Linked DNA regions of Homo sapiens: region 1 is linked to region 2. A link is a loop called in an ENCODE intact Hi-C map of the cell type or tissue named here. Cell type or tissue: Caco-2. All regions are shown on one strand. Links, peaks and the distances in the headings refer to the core of each region. The heading gives the core; the rest is flanking DNA.

Region 1 (10,513 bases), core at 1,364-9,363, 160 kb before region 2:
ACACAGCAAGAAGGCCTTCACCAGAGGCTGGCCTCTTGCTCTTGGACATGTCAGCTTCCAGGGGATTGAGGAAATAAATTTCTATTCCTTATAAATTACCTAGTCTGTACTATCCTGTGATAGCATTACAAAATAAACAAGACAATACATGAAGACAATAAAATCTCCATTCCATATAAGGCTGGCAGTCCGAATAATTCTATATTTGTTGAATTTCTTCAATTTTTCATGAGCCAAGCAGTTTAGTTTGAAGTTAGCAAAAGTATTTTTAAAGAAACAACCACAAATTTGGTGTATGTATCTATACATCTACATCTGTATCTGGTAGGGAATGGAATAACTTACCTAAAATAATAGTTTTTAAGGAACATTTAAAAACATTAAAACCATAACTTAAAGCTAAAATAGATCACTGAATTCATTCTTAGTTTTTTAATTTACAGAAAACACAACTGTCCATTTAAGTGACTTGTCCAAAATAAAAAAACTAACTGGTGACAAAGTTAGAAGAAATACTGGACTTCCAATTCCTTGATACCATGCTTTTAAAACTAAAGTTCACTGCAAAAGGAGCCTGCCTTTTTGCTGCCATCTCTGCTCAAGGGAAGGACTTCCAGAAAAGACACAGGTTCCTAGATTTTCATCCCCAGTTGTTGCTGTGAGCCTTGGCTATCACTCTCCTTCTATCCCAGAGGACTGGTAAATGGGACCAGGACTTATTCACTCAGGCTGGCCTCCTTTGATCTGCCAACTGGCCCTGTACATGGCAAACTGTACATTGCTGGCACCTGGCTCAGGGCTCTGCCATAGTCCCAGGGGCATATCTGGGCAGGGACTGGTCCTGGCCTAAGTCCCGCCTGACTGGCAGCAGGTTCCAGCTGATAGGAGGCCAGAGAAACACATGCTGAAACCCTCTTGTGCCACTGCTCTCACGCCCCAAGGCCTCCTGGGCACTGACCGCCTTTCCAGGGGCACATGATGAAGGTTGGAGCTTGGAGACTGCAACTGGAGTGAGAGCATGTGCTGGATGGAAACAAGTCTGCCTAGCACAGCCTGCAGGCTAAATAAGAATAAAGCGAGTGGAGCGTCAGATCAGCAGCTGCTTCAGAGCCATTTTGGAAAGAGGCTGGGAATAAATAAATAATAAAAAATATAATCAAATAATTGCCATCTGTTACTGTTGCTACCACCTTGTTGACAATCTACTCTCCAGCTTTGCTGTCCACATGAACATCAACATTTCTGCTCATGGCTACACAGCAAAAGCTCTGTCTTCTGGAATGTTACTAGTGGAGGATTATGAAATATTACCATAACATAAACCTTACCTACCTTTACTTATACTGAGCCCTGTCTCTGTCCTTGTCTTAAAACTTCATGAAATCCTATTTGGACCTTGAAAATAATTCTTTAGGTCTTTCTCTCTAAATCTCCCAAGCAAAAAGTGCAGTGTCCTTTTCTGGTCTGCCATTCTATATAAAGAAGTTACTTGTCATACAATATAGTTAGTGATATAAATTGTCTATTTTCTCAGTGAGCTGTTTGAAAACAATCTACAGCCCTCTGTTTACATAACTTCTCGAACTGTTATATAGAAAAGGAGACTATGTGAAGATTTGAAAAGATACTACAGGCAAAGTGCTTACCCTAGTGTTTCACATGAGCAACAACCAATAAGGCTTCCTTATCATCACCTGTACTATCATTAATCATCATCATTATCAATACCGTTTATAAATCTTTACACCCTAAGGTAGCTGCTGACATGCACTACATGCTAACAATTTTTTTTTTTTTTTTTTGAGACAGGGTTTCACTCTGTCACCTGGGCTGGCATGCAGTGGCAAGATCATGGCTCACTGCAGTCTCGACCTCCTGGGCTCAGGCAATCCTGGCTAATTTTTTGTAGAGTTGGGGTTTCACCATGTTTCCCAGGCTGGTCTTGAACTCTTGAGCTCAAGGGATCTGCCTGCCTTAGTCGCCCAAAGTGCTGGGATTACAGACATGAGCCATCATGCCCAGCCAACTGTTATTCCTTATGGAAAACCATATCACATAGTTTAATCACCACGACATAATTGGACAGTACTTTTGATACCAACAATGGTTGGCAAACGCTAAGGTGGTTCCCATGACTCCCTTGCCTATTCATATTCACTTTGTTGTGGAATATTCTTCCTTTGAGTGTCTGTGAGAGGCTCGCAGTCCAAGAGACTCAAAAAACAGAATGTTGCCAACAGCCATGTGAGCTCAGAAGTAGATCCTTTCCCAGTGGAGCATTCAGATGAAACAAGAGAAGGCCTAGCTGACTGTGCAGACTGAAGGGACACCTGGAGGCAGAGGCACCCAGCTAGGCCATACTCAGACTCTTACCACACAGAAACTGAGACAATAAACCAGTGCTATTTTAAGCAGCTTATTTTGCGGTAATTTTTTACACAGCAACAGACAGCTAATATACCAACATTTCCCCAACTTATGTTCCACAGAGTCCAAAATTTGTTCTTAATCTAGTAAATCTGGGAGATGTAATGGCAGATTTAATTTTAACAGCAGAAGACCAAGAGCTTTTAATCATTAGCTAATGAACATTGAGATTCTACTGGCTGGGGGGAGATGGGAGAGATGCACATATGCAGCTCACCCCAAACAGATTTGATCAAGGACATTTTTCCTAATTTTAACAATTATTTTGTTAATTGGACCATAATTTTATTTTTCTTTTCTTTGTTTTTATGAAATAGGGACATAGTCTCACTATGCTGGCCAGGCTGGTCTCCAACTTCTGGGCTCAAGCAATCTGCCCGTGTCAGCCTCCCAAAGTGCTAGGATTACAGGCATGAGCCACTGCTCCCAGCCGCAGACCACAGTTTCAGAAATGACTTTTCAGATTCACAGAAGCTTTAGGAGACACAGAAATCCAAAGCCAGCTGTGAATGCCTCAGACAGGAGGCAGAACATGTGCAAAAGTGGACAACAGCCATCCCACGAATTGAGGGAAATTATCCAACTCTTCCTAAAAATATCCAAATTTGCTGTTATCCAACAAACTATATTTTGTGAAAAGTTTTGTTGCTTCCCTAATTTTTCCGTCTTGTAAATTGTCAACAAAAATATATAATGCTCAACATATTTTGTAAGAAAAAAAAACGTATTCATGTGTTTGAATCAACAGACTAGCTTCAATCTAAGATAAGTCAAAGCAGTAAAAACTTGTTTTAGAATAAACTTTGTTGTGGGGGGACCTCTAAGACCCAAAACAATAAAACTTCTCACCAAAACACACACACACACACACACAAAATCCAAAGATGAAAGTTTCATTTGAAATATTTCTCTAGTCCCTCCTGATCTTTTATTTCTCTAAACCAACCAAGCATGGTATTTTTATGAACAAATTCTGCAATTGCGTTTCTCAAGAAAATAATTTACAGCTATGAAGAAGACAAAACAGTAGTTTTCCTCTCTTATCCCTTCCTTCCCCCATCACATCAGCCATACACATCACCTCTCACCAGCAATGACAGGGACTGTCAGGAGGCTGGAGGCAGAAGGACAGAGCAGCTTGCAGAGGAAAGGAAATGGAGTAGAGTCCAATGAGCACCTTGTTTGACATCACATCCATCACTTTAAAAGGTGTTGAGTTCTGTTTTTGTTTTTTAATGTCTTCCTGCTTTCCAGAAACTTTACTTCTTTGGCAATGAAAGGGCCAACTTGCACATTCTAGAATGTTTTACTGCCTTCAACATTTGTGCTTTCAATTTACAGATAGCCCTTTAGAACTGGTGGGTAAAAGTGCTATGTTTAATCTGGCACTCAGTGATTCAAAGGCAATTTCAAATTTGCATCAAAATTTCTCAACTTAGGTGCATTTCAAAGTAAAGTGATACTATGTCTGAATTTTAATAGCACTAATTCCAGTTACTAGTCTAAATTTTATTATTGAGGGAGATCAAGGAGCTCATTTATAGCTATTCTTTGATACAGTGCTAGATAGCAAAACTTACTTATCTGTAATATACCTATTTAAAAAATCACTGATCATAATAAAAATCAGAACTACTTGAAAGCTCTTCATGTTGTTATTTAAAAGATGTACAAGAAGTCATATGATATGATCTTATAAGATTATTTCAAATGAATTACCTTCAAGTCTGAAGACTCAACAGAAATGCCCATGTTAAAATATTGGTCATTCTAATGCCTAAATAAAGCTAATATTACAAGCACAAATCAATGCTCTCACATTAAAGAGGGGGTAATGAGACCTGCACTCTCTACTCCACAGGATTATAAGGATAAAACAAAGTAAGAGCTATGAAGCACTTCATAAACTGTAATAGGCTCTTACTATTATTAGAAATGACTGAAGTTTGAGTCCATTTTGCTTCCTAAAAGCAATCTAATGTCAAGTGCTGCAGATCAAACATTTCTATGATTCAAAAACCAGAATGCTTACAAATGTTGAATTCAGTGTTCAAAAATAAGAATGCCCTCAGACACTGAAGTCTACACCTTGAGCTTGACCAAAAAAAAAAAAAAAAAAAAAAAAGCTTAGCCTGTGCTATAACACTGCACAGTACAGATGCCCATATCACCCATATCCAAGGCAGACCACAGACATGTCATTCACATAGAAGGTCAAATACACAGGCATCTTTCAAAATTTAAGAAGTGACTCCCTTTGCTATCTATAGCCAAGGCTGACAAAATGTAGGGAACTGATATTTTTACTGTAATGAAGGATACATGTGACAAAGCACTTGATTTATCAATCTGCTAAGGAATCCACAATCTACCATTATTTCAAATCATACATTTTGGCAATCTATGCATTTTTTTTTACTGACAATTACAAGAATACTCCTTCATTTATGCATATTTCCACTTATATATGTTTACTCTTGAGATTTAAAGACTGGTCAAATGAACTTTGGTAACAATCTAATTAAGAAAAAAAAAACACTACCAAAATGTCCTAAAAAACAAGCTATTAATATAATGGTCTGTACACTGTTTTCTTATAAACTAATTTTACTGTTGAACAGAGCATCAAATCTCTAAAGACTTCAAGAAATCAATATGCCATTTTACATGTAGATTTCTGTGTTTCATGCTAATATAAAAAGTAATATTTGCAGCAAGAACTACCCTTAAGAGACAACAAACATTGAAATTGGACAGCAGTAGTAGTGTTCACTCTAGATGATAGCTTACTCTTCTTTAAAGTATACACTAAGGTGTAATTATGCATTTCTTCAGGACTAAATTTTCTTGTGATCCACAAAATTTCTTATCTCACAGGTCTCTGTGAATGAAAACATTTGGCAGAAACACTAAGCTGTTTATGAGGAATAAAAGTACACCAATGGATTCCTGCTTAGCAAACAAAATGTTCTGTCTCTTAAAGGAATTAACATGAAGTATAATTTTATTCTCAAAGCATGGCATGAATAATATAAATCTATCATAAAAACTGTTTACTACAAGAATGATTCCCTTTTATTAAATTATTCTCACTTCTTTTGCCAGGAAAGCTAAACTGAATAGCACTGTGATAGAGATACTTTAAAATCTGAGCTACAAACAACAAAAAGTTGTTAACATTGATATGTAAAGAACTATTTTTAAAATCGTCCCTTGCCCAGTAATTATACTTTAAAATAGTCAAATAACCATCACCATGAAATATGCAAGACAATGATTTAAAAATCAGTCCATTTAAAACAGGTTCCAGAGGTTCCAAGATGGCCGAATAGGAACAGCTCCAGTCTGCAGCTCCCAGCATGAGCAATGCAGAAGATGGGTGATTTCTGCATTTCCAACTGAGGTACCACGTTCATCTCATTGGGGCTTGTCAGACACTGGGTGCAGCCCACGGAGCAGGGTGGGGCATCGCCTCACCCAGGAAGTGCAAGGGGTCGGGGAATTCCCTTTCCTAGCAAAGAGAAGCCGTGACAGAAAATCGAGAAAATGGAAAATCGAGACACTCCCACCCTAATACAGTGCTGTTCCAATGGAATTAGCAAACGGCACACCAGGAGATTACATCCTGCGCCTGGCTCAGAGGGTCCCATGCCCACAGAGCCTTGCTCACTGCTGGCACAGCAGTCTGAGATCTAACTGCAAGACAGCAGCCAGGCTGAGGGAGGGGCGTCGCCATTGCTGAGGCTTGAGTAGGTAAACAAAGCAGCCAGGAAGCTCAAACTGGGTGGAACTCACTGCAGCTCAAGGAAGCCTGCCTGCCTCTGTACACTCCACCTCTGGGGGCAGCACATAGGTGAACAAAAGCCAGCAGAAACTTCTGCAGACTTAAACGTCCCTGTCTGACAGCTTTGAAGAGAGTAGTGGTTCTCCCAGCATGCAGCTGGAGATCTGAGAACGGACAGACTGCCTCCTCAAGTGGGTCCCTGACCCCCGAGTAGCCTAACTGGGAGACACCTCCCAGTAGGGTCCAACTGACACCTCATACAGCCAGGTACCCCTCTGAGATGAAGCTTCCAGAGGAAAGATCAGGGAGTAACATCTGCCGTTCTGCAATATTTGCTGTTCTGCAGCCTCCGCTGGTGATACCCAGGCAAACAGGGTCTGGAGTGGACCTCCAGCAAACTCCAACAGACCTGCAGCTGAGGGTCCTGACTGTTAGAAGGAAAACTAACAAACAGAAAGGACATCCACACCAAAACCCCATCTGTACGTCACCATCATCAAAGACCAAAGGTAGATAAAACCACACAGATGGGGAGAAACCAGGGCAGAAAAGCTGAAAATTCTAAAAATCAGAGCACCTCTTCTCCTCCAAAGGAACGCAGTTCATCGCCAGCAATGGAACAAAGCTGGACGGAGAATGACTTTGATGAGTTGAAAGAAGAAGGCTTCAGACGTTCGGTAATAACAAACTTCTCCGAGCTAAAGGAGGATGTTTAAACCCATCGCAAAGAAGCTAAAAACCTTGAAAAAAAGATTAGACGAATGGCTAACTAGAATAACCAGTGTAGAGAAGTCCTTAAATGAGCTGATGGAGCTGAAAACCATGGCATTAGAACTACGTGACACATGCACAAGCTTTAGTAGCCTATTTGATCAAGTGGAAGAAAGGGCATCAGTGATTGAAGATTGAATGAATAAAATGAAGCAAGAAGAGAAGTTTAGAGAAAAAAGAGTAAAAAGAAACGAACAAAGCCGCCAAGAAATATGGGACTATGTGAAAAGACCAAATCTACATCTGATTGGTATACCTGAAAGTGACGGGGGGAATGGAACCAAGTTGGAAAACAATCTGCAGGATATTAACCAGGAGAACTTCCCCAACCTAGCAAGGCAGGCCAACATTGAAATTCAGGAAATACAGAGAATGCCACAAAGATACTCCTCGAGAAGAGCAACTCCAAGACACGTAATTGTCAGATTCACCAGGATTCAAACTCAGGCATGTGGCTGCAGAATCGGCACCCTACCCATATTTTACCTTTTATATATATTTATATTTATATATGTACTTTAGTACTTCTGTTACACCACCACTTGCACTACAGCTGTGTACTGTCTATTTCCAAACTTTGTGTGACATTGTGATTTAGTAAGAAATATTTATTTGGTCTTCATCCCAGGTCTTCATCCTGGCACAGAGTTCCTAAAATCCTTATAATTTTCTGAGTAACAGGGGTGATAAGAGCATCTTTTGTTATAATATTTGGTCTTAGTCCTCAGTTCCTGACACAGAGCTCCTAAGACCCTTGGAATCTTAGTGATAAGAGTATATTTTCTGAATGCTAAGAAGAATGACTGGTGGCTACAGGCCCCTAGATAGGTTCAGGATGGGGATTGGTTGCCAGAAGAACCAAGGCATGATTACAGGGTTGTAATCTGCAACTCCACCAATGTGCCTCCAGGGAGGGGCAAGGGGCTAAAGATGAGTTAGTCACCACTGGCCAATTATTTAATCAATCATCTAGGTTATGAACCTCTATAAAACCCCTAAATGATGGGTTCAGAGAGCTTCTGGGTTGTGGACACACTGAAGTGCTGGGAAGGTGGTGCCCCTGGAGAATGCCTGGAAGCTCTGAGCACCCTTCCTCCCTACCTTGCCCTATGCATCTCTTCCATCTGGCTGTTCCCCAGTTGTATCCTTTATAGTCAACCAGAAAATATAAGCAAATGTGTTCCTGAGTGCTGTGAGCCATTCTAGCAAACTATGGAACCCAAGGAAGGGGGCGTGGGAATGCCCAATTTGTAGCAGGTCAGTCAGAAATGCAGGCAGTCCAGGACTTGCAACTGGCATTCAAAGCGGAGGTAGTCTTGCAGACTAAGCCCTTAACCTAAGGGGTCTGTGCTACTGCGTAGTTAGTGTCAGAAATAAATAGAATCTTTAGACACTCAGTTGGTGTCTGTCTGAGGTGTTGGTGAATTGGTTATTGGTGTGGGGAAATAACCCAAAAAGTTAATTTGAAAGTGTTATGAGTAAAAAACAGCACAGTACCATGGAAAAGGTGAAATCTGAAAAGAAAATTTACTCCCATTGGCAGGCATCAGGGCATTTTTTGAGCTACTGCCCAGCACTGCGGAGCCCTAACAGGAACATTATTAAAGCCAGTTCAGCCTCCACCTGTCCATAAGGCTTCTCAATGCTTTAATTCACCCAGGAATATAATTAAAGAGGGTGATTCCTTAAATTACCAAAGCTCTATTTAAACTTTTATTCCAACAAGGTTTCCTACTAGTCTACTGTGAGAAGCATTCTTTGTATCATTTCTTAAAGTTTCCTCAAGACTCGTGGGGTTGGGAACAGAGTGACATCTAGTATTCTGGGTCTCATCTTCCTGACAGGATCCCAGTGATCAGGTGACACAGGTCATCAGACCAGCATGGCTTACTTCGACCTGAACATCCAGTTAGCACTCCTACCTTCTCACATGTTTGGGGAACTAGCCATGCATGTGCCAACTAAGTTATTAATACTCTACAGGGTATTACACTGGGGCTCTAAAGACACTGGTAACAATAATATTAGGAATAATAATTTAACACTAAGTAACAGGCACAATGTTAACTTATTTTCCATCTCTGGCCCAAAGTATATATATTTTTCAGATGAGGGGTCTGGATTACATAATCTCTGAGGTTCCTTCAAAATCTAGAGAAAATTTCAATTTAAAAAATCTGAAAATGTCAATGTAAAAGGATTTGCTTTTCTCTTATATGAGTGATTTAATTTCCCCACATAGATCTTCTGCCTTTATTCTGAATAACAAACTATAACAAAATGTTCCCAATGATATGATTCTATCAACAACTGGATGATTTCAAAAGTAACACCATCTCCCGCTTTCAATTCTTTGAGCAAAATGCTCACATGTCATTATTTATTTATTTTCATTATTTTTTTAGAGACGAGGTCTTGCTATGTTGTTCAGGCTAGACTTGGACTCCCAGCCTCAAGCAGTCCTACTGCTTCAGCCTTCCAAGTAGCTGGAACCACAGGCACACACCACTATAACCAGTTTATTTTACATTGTTCTTGTAATTCTGGTATCAGTGATTCTTATAACAATATGCTCTCAATTTATTTTAAGCATGTTGAGACCTTAATGATAACTATTCAGAAACCATACTAAACATTTGATCTTGAAATCTTCCATCGTTTTCCATCCTCTGCTTATGCCTCAGTTATTCCATTCGCATGATATGGGCACTTAATTTAGCCAACTCACTGACCCATTTCATCTACTGCTCCCAACTCTATGGCTGGATCTAAGCACAGTTTCTACATCCAATATTAGCCGGTCATTGTTTCACAGGACAGATTTCCACAGCTGACAACTCTACTCCATAACTGGAATGAACACTTCAATCTGCATTTTTATATCAGTATCCTTTCTGATTAAAAACTAGAGTGCCAAATATCTTGACAGATATTTCACAGAAAGATGTTCCATTTTTAAAGTTTGAATTTTTGCAAAAAGTTATATTATTTTAGGCCTATAAACTTGATTATTTGCACCAAGATTCCTTTCCGGTATGTGGTAAAAATAAAAAAAAAGTTTTTCAGACATGTATTGAAAATTAATAAGCAGCACAGACCATTAGTTCTTAATTGGTTTTTATTTTTAATTTTCCAGTGCTTTCTTCTTTCATTAAAATGAAAAAAGTCCTAATATCCTAAGTTTATCTATTACCACAGAAGAAATTATTCAAGGTGAAAAGGACATTTTAAAATACTAATATGCATAAATATGTACTATTTCAAAGCTAAATAAACCAACATATGGCAGGTTTTTTAAAAAAGAAACTAGGGAAAAAAGGAAGAAAGAAAACTAATATTGAACTGGTGGTATTAAAGTGAGAAACAAAGGTTTAAAATCACAAATTAAAAAAAAAATGTCTAACCAGAATTTACAGCATGTCTTACATTTCCCATAGTAGCTGGTCAGTTTTTCTCGCTTCCAGTAAAGATTTTAGAAAACATGTGCTTTAGACTGCAATAATTCATTTACTGTCATCTAAGATTTTAGTA
Region 2 (10,513 bases), core at 1,499-9,498:
CAGTACAGAAAAATTTTTCACCAATAGTAATCTTACTATTCAGAGTTAAATTCTTCAACATGTGTGTCTATTTCCTAGGTTTTTTTCATATGTAAATTTTTCCCAAGAACAACATTCTACAGAACTTTAATAATTGGTCATCTATTTCGCTGTGGTTTAATAATATATCCTTTTAGTGGATGGGCTTAAGTAGAAACCCAGTGTATTAGTCTGTTCTTGCATGCTATAAAGACATATCTGAAACTCGGTTGTTTATAAGAAAAGAGGTTTAATTGACTCACAGTTCCACAGGCTGTTCAGGAAACACGGTTGGGGAGGCCTCAAGAAACTTACAATCATGGCAGAAGGGCGAAGGGGAAGCAAGCACGTTCCTCACTTGGTGGAGCAAGAGGAAGAGAGAGCAAAGGGGGAAGTGCTACTCACTTTCAAAACAACCAGATCTCCTGAGACTCACTCACTATCATGAGAACAGCAACGGGGAAATCTGCCTACATGATCCAATCGCCTCCCACAAGGTCCCTCCCCAAACATTGGGAGTTACAATTCAACATTAAATTTGGGTGGGAACACACAGCCAAACCATATCACCCAGGAAGCCTCAAGTTCCAATAAGCACACACCTTCCTTGTAAGGAAAATGATCCCAACACTTATTTCTTTCATAATGTTTCATGGCTCCTGCATTTTGATTTATTGGTGAAAGCAATCTTGCTAGCTAGGCAACAGAAGACTGAGTGAGAAAGCAGTGTAGAGGCCTGGCAGGCACATGGAGGCAGAACCTACCTGGCTGGAATTCAGTTCAGTGGGAGTGCTCTATTTACAGTGACAGAAAACAACCAATCAAATCATCTTCAGGAGAATTCTGCTAGCAGATGTTACTCTATGAACCCAGGTACAGAGACTATATCCAAATGTTCAGTTGAAGACCCTCCATGTCCTGACAACAAATCTCTATCCCAAAAGTCCATCTGTTAGTCTTGTCTCATCAACCTTAGCCTGATTGGAATGTTCCAAAACATTTTCCAATCATTACACAGGTAACATTTATTAACTGAGCATCTATTTACAGTACTGTTGATAGCAATAGGAGGCAGACAAATTCCTAGGCAGACAGGAACGGGTTCCCAGTGAAACTCGACCTTCAAGCCAAGGACATTTTGAAGTCTGAACACCAAACTATCAGTTCCAGATGGAGTCCAGTGACCAGAGTGACAATGTCCATTCTCGTTCAGTACACTTGGCCCCTGATTGGTCCCAGGCCAAGGCTTCACTTCAGCTCCTGATTGGTCCCAGGCCAAGCCTTCACTTCAGCCCCCAATTGGTTCTTTACACTATCATCTCTCTTTCTGAATGGTGATCTTCTCAAGCCTATCCATAAACCAATCAGCACATATTTGACCATTCTAAGCCCATAAAAACCCCAGACTCAGGCTTGCAGCCAGCAACCCATTTTTGGGTCCCCTCTCGCTGCTGAGAGCTTTCCTTCTGTTGCTCAATAAAATTCTACTCTGACTTACTCATTCTCCAGTGTCTGTGTACCTCATTCCTTTTGGTCATAAGACAAGAACTCAGAACTCACCAAACTGTGAGAGTAAAATAGCTGTAACACTCCCTCCTGCTCGCCAAACTCTGGGAGAAAAGAAGCTGTAACATTTCAACAGGTACTGAAGAATAAGTTCATATATATGAGGAACTAAAAGAGATACCAAGCAAGGCAGTAACTGAATCATGCAAGAAGTGTTAAAGAAAAAATTATTCCGATCCTTGTTTAAATAGTAAAAAAGACTATTGTGATAGGTGTCAAGACAATTGCATGGGGAAAGAAAGATTAGGGTCAACTCAGGATACAAAGAACAAGTGAGGACTTATAGACAGAAGCAGGCTGGGGGATTGGTGGATGGAAAATTACTAACAGGAGACATCAAGGCTAGAAGGAATTCTTGCTAAGCGGACATAACATGATTCTTACTGAGGCAGGCAGGGTGATCAGACATCAGGGTGAGGGGATTCTCTCTAGACTGACTAAGCAAGACTCTTGCTAAAACTGGTCTGTGCAGCGCTGTCAAGGATGGGGGCCAAGGGTGACGCCTACTTAAGAAGAGGGCCTGGAGGAGCCTGACAAAGTTTGGTCATGGAGATAGTCTTGTCAGAAGTCAGAAAAGTTTCCTGGTATAGATGGGGCTTGAGTTAAACCTTGAAGATGGGATCAGTTGTAGGCATGTCAAAAGGAGACACAAGTCACTTAAGCGTGAAGGGGTCTATCATGAACAAAGTTGCAGAAGTGAGGCAGCAAAGCACATTTAAAGCCTGGAGAGCAGAAACAAAGGAAGCAGTAAGGATATGGGGAAAGACAGCAGACTCCAGAGGGATGTGGATGCTGGGTCTGCTGCAAAATTAATCCAGTTAAGTAATGTGATATTTGATCTTGCTGGACATCAATCCACGTTTGTATTACTACATTTTTTAAAGTAGAGCTTTGAATGAAGATAATTAAGAACCAGTGAAGTAAAAGCTAACAATCAACAATGTTCACCTAAAGAAGTTAAAAATACATTTTTAATCCTACCCAATAAAGGTCAATTAACTGAGTTTTTAAGTCCACTACATAAACCTCAGAACAGACTATAACGTTAATATACTTAAAAGATAAGTATACTAAAAAGTTAGAATTCCAAGACCAAGACTTCACTATTATAGTTATACATACATACTACAAAATCTGGTAGCAAATCTTCATTGTAATTATTTGAAAACCTGAATACACAATTTGTTAAAAACATCTAAGCTACTTTCAGGGCTTTACAAGCAATTACATGTGTGTTCATCACCATCAAACAGGACATTAGCATCCCTTTTCTATAGAGCAATCTGCTTTGCTGCGTTTAGTGCTACAAAGTAAGGCCAACTGGCAAGGTCTTAACCAAGAAGCGATTCAGTAATGTTAAACCTCAGCTACCAAATCTAGCATCTAATAAAAAAATCTAATTTCCTTTTACGTGAGAAAAAAGAATTTGGCCACTTTGAGGAAAATTCATGTTTATATGGCTTTTCCTTGGATAGATGCCTTTCACACAAGTTGGCTTCAATAAACACTTCAGAAGTGAATGAAGTCCAACTATCTCAAATGAGGACTAAAACAGCAAACAACTACAAAGGACAGATTACATCAGCTTTCTCTGTTCATAGGACCATTCATAAAATAAGTAAGCAATCACCTAAGTCAGCCAGGCGCAGAGGATCATGCCTGTAATCCCAGCACTTTGGGAGGCCAAGGTGGATGGATCGCCTGAGGTCAGGAGTCCAAGACCAGCCTGGCCAACATAGCAAAACCCCGTCTCTACTAAAAATACAAAAATTAGCTAGGTGTGGTGGCACATGCCTGTAATTCCAGCTACTCGGGAGGCTGAGGCAGGAGAATCGCTTAAACCCAGGAGGCGGAGGTTGCAGTGAGCTGAGATGGTGCCAATGTATTCCAGCCTGCGTGACAGAATGAGGGCTCAGTCAAAAAAAAAAAGAAAGAAAAGAGAAAGAAATCACAGAAGTCAGCTTTCCTAAATGTTTCTCCTTTGTGTGTGTGTCAATCCTTACAGTCACTAATAAAAAGCATTCTGATATGCTTTTCACTTAAGTTGAAAATGAGTGTTAGAAGAATAAACTACCTAGCTTCAGGGGCAACATATACTCAAAAGCAGTTAGATATGTGCTCAGTTTTCACCCAAAATGAGCAATGAATACAATTGGCATGACTCTTCTCCAACTGAAACAGATGGGAAATCAGTAGTCATCCTTCCATAATAGCACCTTAGATACAAATGCTAGCCCAGAAAATAAATAGGACTTTGGCTTGTATAATATATTAGCTTATAAAAAGAAGTGTTTTAAGAGTAGCATATCTGTAAATTAGGTAAATTGAATATAAATGTCTAAATTTTTGTATGTAAAATATCTGCAAACAAAGGTTTTAATCACTGATTAGTAACTGTCTACCATTTGCCTCTTAACATTAACTCTTTTGTTCAAAAAAGCCTGGAATGTAGCTATATAAAAATTACTATCAAAAATCGACACTATAAAAGTAATGTCCTGTGTCCATGGTAGATAAGCAACTTAGTCTGCTTATAATACATAGGATTACCTTTCATTTTATCTTTGTTTTCAAATACACAAATTTTTAAAGGAAACATATCATTTATTGTCTTCGTTTTACCATGATTTTAAAAATCCAGACCACTAATTAGTCAGCTGAACTCACAGATTTTGAATCTAAGTGAGAGAACACAATTGCTTAGTTGTCAAATATGCATCCAATCGGTATACTATAAAAATCACCAATTTTGAGTGACTAAAAAGAAAATACAAATTATATCGGATATTCGAAAAAAGAGGACAATTCACTCATTTCAGATAATGGAATGGCTCCAACTCTGAAGTACAGTAAGAAAGTGGCAGATGAGAAACTGAGACGCCCAACTTTTCAGTGCAGCTGTTACCAATGACATACGTAAACACAGGGCCATCATTCATCCTGCCAACTCTGCTTTCTCCAACTTTCAAAAATAATCGCTGCTACCTCTCTGAACTTTCTTTGTAATATACACACACCCACACTCACACACATGTGCACAAATATATATAAATCCAGGAAAAGTTTTTGAAAAGTAGAAAGAGAAACATAACTATACATGCTGATCATTAAGTGTCTCCTAATATTATCTCTAAATAGAGATCTGGCTGCGCCAGCTACAATAATTACATTTACAACTATAAACATCCTCTACAAAACCACGTTTATTGGATGAAATAACCTTAAATACAGTGGTTCTCTCCAGGTCTTACTAATTAAACGAGCCCTTTTTTAACAGAGGGTCAATGGTAAGTTAGTCTAGGTCACATCAATCATCACAACAGTGATTAGCAATTTAAGAAAGTTGTATCTGACAGTTTATGTGAATAAATACGTGTAAACAATATAAATATACCTACGTAGATATGAATGTACAAGGAAGTGACTAAAAACATGAGAACAAAGATAATGAAAAATTGGCAAGAGTTTCAAAGGACACAACAGGTTGAGAGAATCAATGTCTCCCCAACTCAATTTTGAAAACTTAACTACATTCACAGCAAGAGCTGGGGATATACCTCAGGTGGAGGCTCAAGAGGGCTCAGATTCTGATTTACTCAAAAACGTATTAGAAAAAATTTTATTTTTTCAGGTATAGTTCTTACTATAATATTAGTTCCTATGTTATTTGTGAGAAGAATAAAAGGGTTGAAAGGTGCTGGCGAGTCAGGAGTTATGTTTGTCATATGCTTATATGGCAATGAATAAAAAGGTAGTAAGAGAAATGGAGCCCATCAAATCTTGGGCTGAAGTCCACATGAGAAGGCAGCAAAGGAATAGAAAACCTTGTCCAAAATAAATCTATCTGATAGAAAGGGAAGGTGAGCAGTGAGCGCTCTATTTCATGCAGGCACCTACTATACCAAAACTCACAAATCACTTAGGTGAAACAAGGGGGGAAAATAGCTATGATTTCACTGTGGAATTGACTAGAACAGTGGAGAATATTAATAATAAATGACTAGAGAGAAAAAACAGCATGGATACAGAGGGAAAATAAGAGAATTATGCAAGAAATTGGCTATGTACCCTACAGTTAATTATTAACAAGGAAGGTATAAGGTACATGGATGTGCTTTGGTCAAGAAATAGGCCAAGGCAGACATCCAGGCCTGCATGACTCAGTGAGTTTAGGATGCAGGCACATACTCCACTTGTTAAATAACCTGTTTGTGTAAGTTCATACTTGGCTGTAAGCCATTATTTATTGTCTGTTAAAGGTATAATTGCCCTGCTGACACTGTGCATGGGGGGCTTGGTTTAGCATGGGTCAGTATGGCATGGCATGGCTTGGCTATTGCACCTAGAGAAAAAGAGAGTACCGGAGTTGTCCATCTTGCAGATGGACAGAGGGGAGCCAGGGTACTACATGGCTCGACATGGCTCACACTCATGCCCAGAGGGAAGGAGTTAAGCTGCTGACACTGCAGGCAAGGGAGAGCTGGCCGTGCAGCTGTGTGTGGGAGCAGCCAGAGCGGCAGAGCTGGCTGCTGAGAGGAGCTGTGGAGCCGGAGCAGACAACCAAGATAAAGGCGGACAGTGTGAGAGAGCTGTTGATGAGAGAGCTGCTGAATAAAACCATATTCCCCTGCCTATGGCCCCCCGAGTGTTCTTTCAGCTATCTGCCCATCTACCCACTCCCCTCGGACCTCGGCTGGGGCTCAAACCTGACCCTGGACCTTACAATTGGCATAGTCATGGCATGACAGAAGGGTAGGGTAAGAATAGATTTCAAGAAAGCAGATTTTGAAGTTTTACAAAAAATGGTAAAAGTTAAGAACTCAGCTCTGGAGTTGGACTAACTGGATCTGAATTCTGGCCCTGGAACTTAGCTGTGTGATTGTAGGCAAATTACTCAAACTTTATGGGTCTCAGTTTCTTCACCCGTAAAATAAGGGAAATTGTATTATCTCAAATCTCTTCTAGGATTGTTATAAGAAACGAAAAAGAAGTAGCTGATATTCATTGAACATTTATGTGAGACAATGTTCTAAACACTAAATGTATTTGCTTACATACATTCTTCACAGCTGTATGAAATCAATTCTATTATTAACCCTGTTTTCACAGGTGAAAAAAATGGAGTGTTCAATAAATAGTAGCTTTATTTCATAACTCTAAATTACAAAGAGAGAAGTGGTATCAAGGAAGAAAATTCACAAAAAAAGAGATGTCATTAAAAAAAATCACAACTAGTATCAATGAAGAAAATGGAGCAAAGAAGAAAAACAAATGTGCTACACAGAGAGTTCCATGATGTACCTGAATTTCAAAAGAACATGAATAAAAATAAAAGATATTTAAGAAGGATAATTTTCTTATACGTCTAGATCCTAAATGAGATGAAGCCGACAATAAAAAGAGCTATTTCATATCTACACATTATTAGAAAAAGAAACAGGAAGACCAATTACATGGAGCATATGAAATAAAGTTCAAGTGACAGAGAAAATAGAGCTCCTCAGATTTCTCCATCAAGAATATACTTCAAGTGTTTCCTTAATAACTTTTTCTCTTTCTACTGACTCCTTTGTCATAGTCTATATACATACTCGATTATTCCCCATTTAGTTTAAAACTGAAACAACACAAAACACTTCTCCCCTTTCTTCTAGTTCTCTTTTCTTTCCCTGCCTCACTGCTAAAAAGAGTAGCTTATATGTATTTTACCCTACATTTTTTCATCCCCCATTCTCTCTTCAACACAAAATAATTAGTATCCATCCCCACCAGTCCCTTAACATTCTTAAAAAAAAAAAAAACCTTCCTAGTTGTAAAATGTAATAAATTACTTTCAGGATTCATTGATTTGACTTTTCTGAATATCTGACATCATCGTCCATGCTCTTTGAAACTCTCTTTCTTCCTTGGTACTTTGCTGGTTTTCTCGCCACCTCTCTAGACAATCTCTCCTCTGTTCTTCACTTCTCTCTTTGCCCAGCTCTAAATATTGGTGGTCTGTTATTTCATCCCTTCTGTTTCACTGAGATGATACACATTCTTTTAATTTAATAATCCTTTATGCTCTGCTTTGGGCACAGTTCCAGGTGCCCTCAACTCTCCAGCACTTAGCCATGAAACTTTCTCAAGAACAAGTAGTAAAAAAAAAATAACTTTTTTTAATAAAAAAGTCACTGTTTAACCTAGACCATTGCTTTCTCATTAGGAATCTGGCTTCCTTTGGGACTCCCAGTAGGCCTCATTTGTAACACTACTTGTTTGGTTTCTCAATATCTCAATTTCCCTCTTCTTTCTCCTAAGAGGTTTGATGAGACATACAACAAAAGCCCTTGGTTCCTCTCTTGCTTCCCCAGGGGCTTGTCTTTCAATACCTATGCTGACTGCTAAGCTGCATGAGAATTCACTCTCCTGTCTCACCCATCAGGCCAATTAGGAATGACTTCTACCTTATTCTCTGTTGGGTTACAACAGGTCTTTCAACTATTAACCAAAGTGCCTGATGTTTACAATTTTCCCTCAGCTCAGACAATGCTTGCAGATCTCTAGGATCATTAAGTCCCTGAAAACAGAGATAGTTAAAAACACAGCAATCCCAAAGAGACCCTTCTGAACTAGAGACAGATATCTTTTAAAAATTCAAAGAATTTGTTTATACAGGCAAATGTTATGTCTGTTTCCTCAGAACTCTAGAAGGAAGGGAAAACATATTTGCTCAAGAATCAACCATTAAGCATAAAAAAAAGTCTTACGCCTGAAATCTTTAAAATAATTTCCTTTCTGTCAGATCATCTCCCCAACATCAACAGTGTCTACCATACAATCTTGCACTGAATTACTCTATGCAAATTGCAATCCTAGATTTTTAAGGTACCTGCCATCTCTCCATTGTTACAATTCCTACTAGTAGTACAGTATACTTCCTTTGTATGAGCCAGTGCTAAATAGACTGGGAGCATTTGACTAAAACTCACTGACACCGCAACCTGTTAGCTTTGAGCTCTAACAGCACCTAATTTCACCCAAACCCCACCTTGTTAATTCTTTCACATTTCCAGCATTTCAGCTATCTTGAATTACTCTAAGCCTAACATTTATGTTACGAGTAGTAAGGCACCTGAGTAGGTCATTTGAATTTTAGATTGATTAGTTCCTATTTCACAAAAATCATGTCTAATTGCCAGACCTTTCTGTCTAAGAACTGTACATAAAGTTCATTAACCTCCCACGAAACTTTTAAAATCAATTCACAAATCTGCATTACAGATTCAACAGCACTCATAAACTGTTCAAAAATGCTCCCACAGATTCACTGACATTAATGGCTCTAAATACTCAGTTGGATCCCACAATAACATATTCCAATCAAATTTCGGTTTTTGGCAAAATATTTTACCAAGTTCCAGAAAAATAAAAATTATATAATATGATCATATAATTTATCATCCAAATGGGACAGTATTCAGAGTAAAAAGAGCACTATTAATAATCATGAAAATGACAAGCATAAACCAGAACTGTGCCAGGTACACTAGGACAGAAGGGCCCCCTCTATACAAAGCCATTTATACTAAACAGAACCTTTTTTTAAATGTATACTTTAAGTTCTAAGGTACATGTGCACAACATGCAGGTTTGTTACATATGTATACATGTGCTGTGTTGGTTTGCTGCACCCATTAACTCATCGTTCACATTAGGTATTTCTCCTAATGCTATCCCTCCCCCATCCCCCCACCCCACGACAGGCCCCAGTGTGTGATGTTCCCCACCCTGTGTCTTTATTGTTCTCAAGGAGAGATCTAAAATCTAATGAAATTAACCCAAAAAGGAGTCAGCAAATATATGTTCAGAACAGATAGCTGAGAGAACTGTGTACAAAGATGAGACCAAAGATTTAATTCAGCCTAGAATAAAAACCAAACTCTATACGGGGTTTTAAAACACGGCCCCCAAATTCATTGACACTCCTCATTGAGAGGTGTGGTCTATGGCCCCTACGCTTGGATCTGGTCTCTTTGAACACTTGATCAAGAGTAGGTGAAAGGAGCACTGTGCCAGTTCTGGGTCCAGGCCTTGAAATATTGGCAGCTTCCACTTTGTTTACTTTGGCAGTACTGATCAGATCATCGAATCCTTAGTGATATCTCTGCCTGCTTAATCTGTCAATTACCGACAAAGTGGTGTTGAAGTCACAACCACCATAGTGGATTTGTCCATTTCACCTTTCAGTTCTATCAATTTTTGCCTCACGTATTTTGACACTCTGTTGTTTGGTGTGTATACAATAAAGTTGGTTGTCTTCTTGGAGAACTAAGCTCTTTATCATCATGTAATGCCTCTCTTTAATCTTGATGATCTTCTGAATCATCAGAAGTACTTGCTTTGTCTGAAATTAACACGGCTACTGCAGCTATGTTAATTTTTTAAGACAGGGTCTCACTCTCTTGCCCAGGCTGGAGTGCAGTGGTACTCACTGCAACCTCTGCCTCCGGGTTCAAGCAATTCTTCTGCCTCAGCCTCTTGAGTAGCTGGGATTACAGGTACATGTGCCACCATGCCTGGCTAATTTTTGTGTTTTTTGTTAGAGACAGGGTTTCCCCCTGTTGCCCAGGCTGGTCTCAAACTCCTGATCTCAAGTAATCTGCCCGCCTCAGCCTCCCAAAGTGCTAGGATTATAAGGGTGAGCCACCACACCGGGCCTTCCAGCTATCTTTTAATTTGCGTTAACATGGCATATATTTCTCTATCTTTTTGCTTTCAATCTGCACCTTTGTATTTAAAGGATAGTTCATAGATAAAATATAGTTGGGTCTTGTTTTTTTATCCACCCTGACAATCTCTGTCTTTTAATTGGTATCTTTAGACCAATTACATTTTAAGTGATTTTGATATGTCTGTATTAATATCTGTCACGTTTGTAACTTATCTG

The links. Peaks named below come from ENCODE experiments on the same cell type or tissue, not always from the same donor. Only the 100,000 strongest peaks of a DNase experiment are listed, where the experiment ranks them.
Region 1: it touches region 2 in a loop (2.8-fold over the local background); 3 of 110 quality-filtered maps call a loop at or near these places.

The regions. Positions count from the first base shown.
Region 1 is chr7:90,924,569-90,935,081 of GRCh38, reverse strand. All of the region lies in intron 8 of CDK14 (cyclin dependent kinase 14), which reads right to left. Among named protein-coding and RNA genes, the nearest start is that of CDK14, 330 kb to the right of the region's middle. In Caco-2, for the core only: a CTCF peak has its summit at 6,267; a DNase peak (open chromatin) is centred at 6,221; H3K4me3 peaks cover 667 bases.
Region 2 is chr7:90,762,475-90,772,987 of GRCh38, reverse strand. All of the region lies in intron 4 of CDK14 (cyclin dependent kinase 14), which reads right to left. Among named protein-coding and RNA genes, the nearest start is that of CDK14, 170 kb to the right of the region's middle. RefSeq lists enhancers at 5,505-6,004, 6,005-6,506, 7,707-8,278. In Caco-2, for the core only: no CTCF peak of the experiment used is centred there; DNase peaks (open chromatin) are centred at 5,737 and 6,027.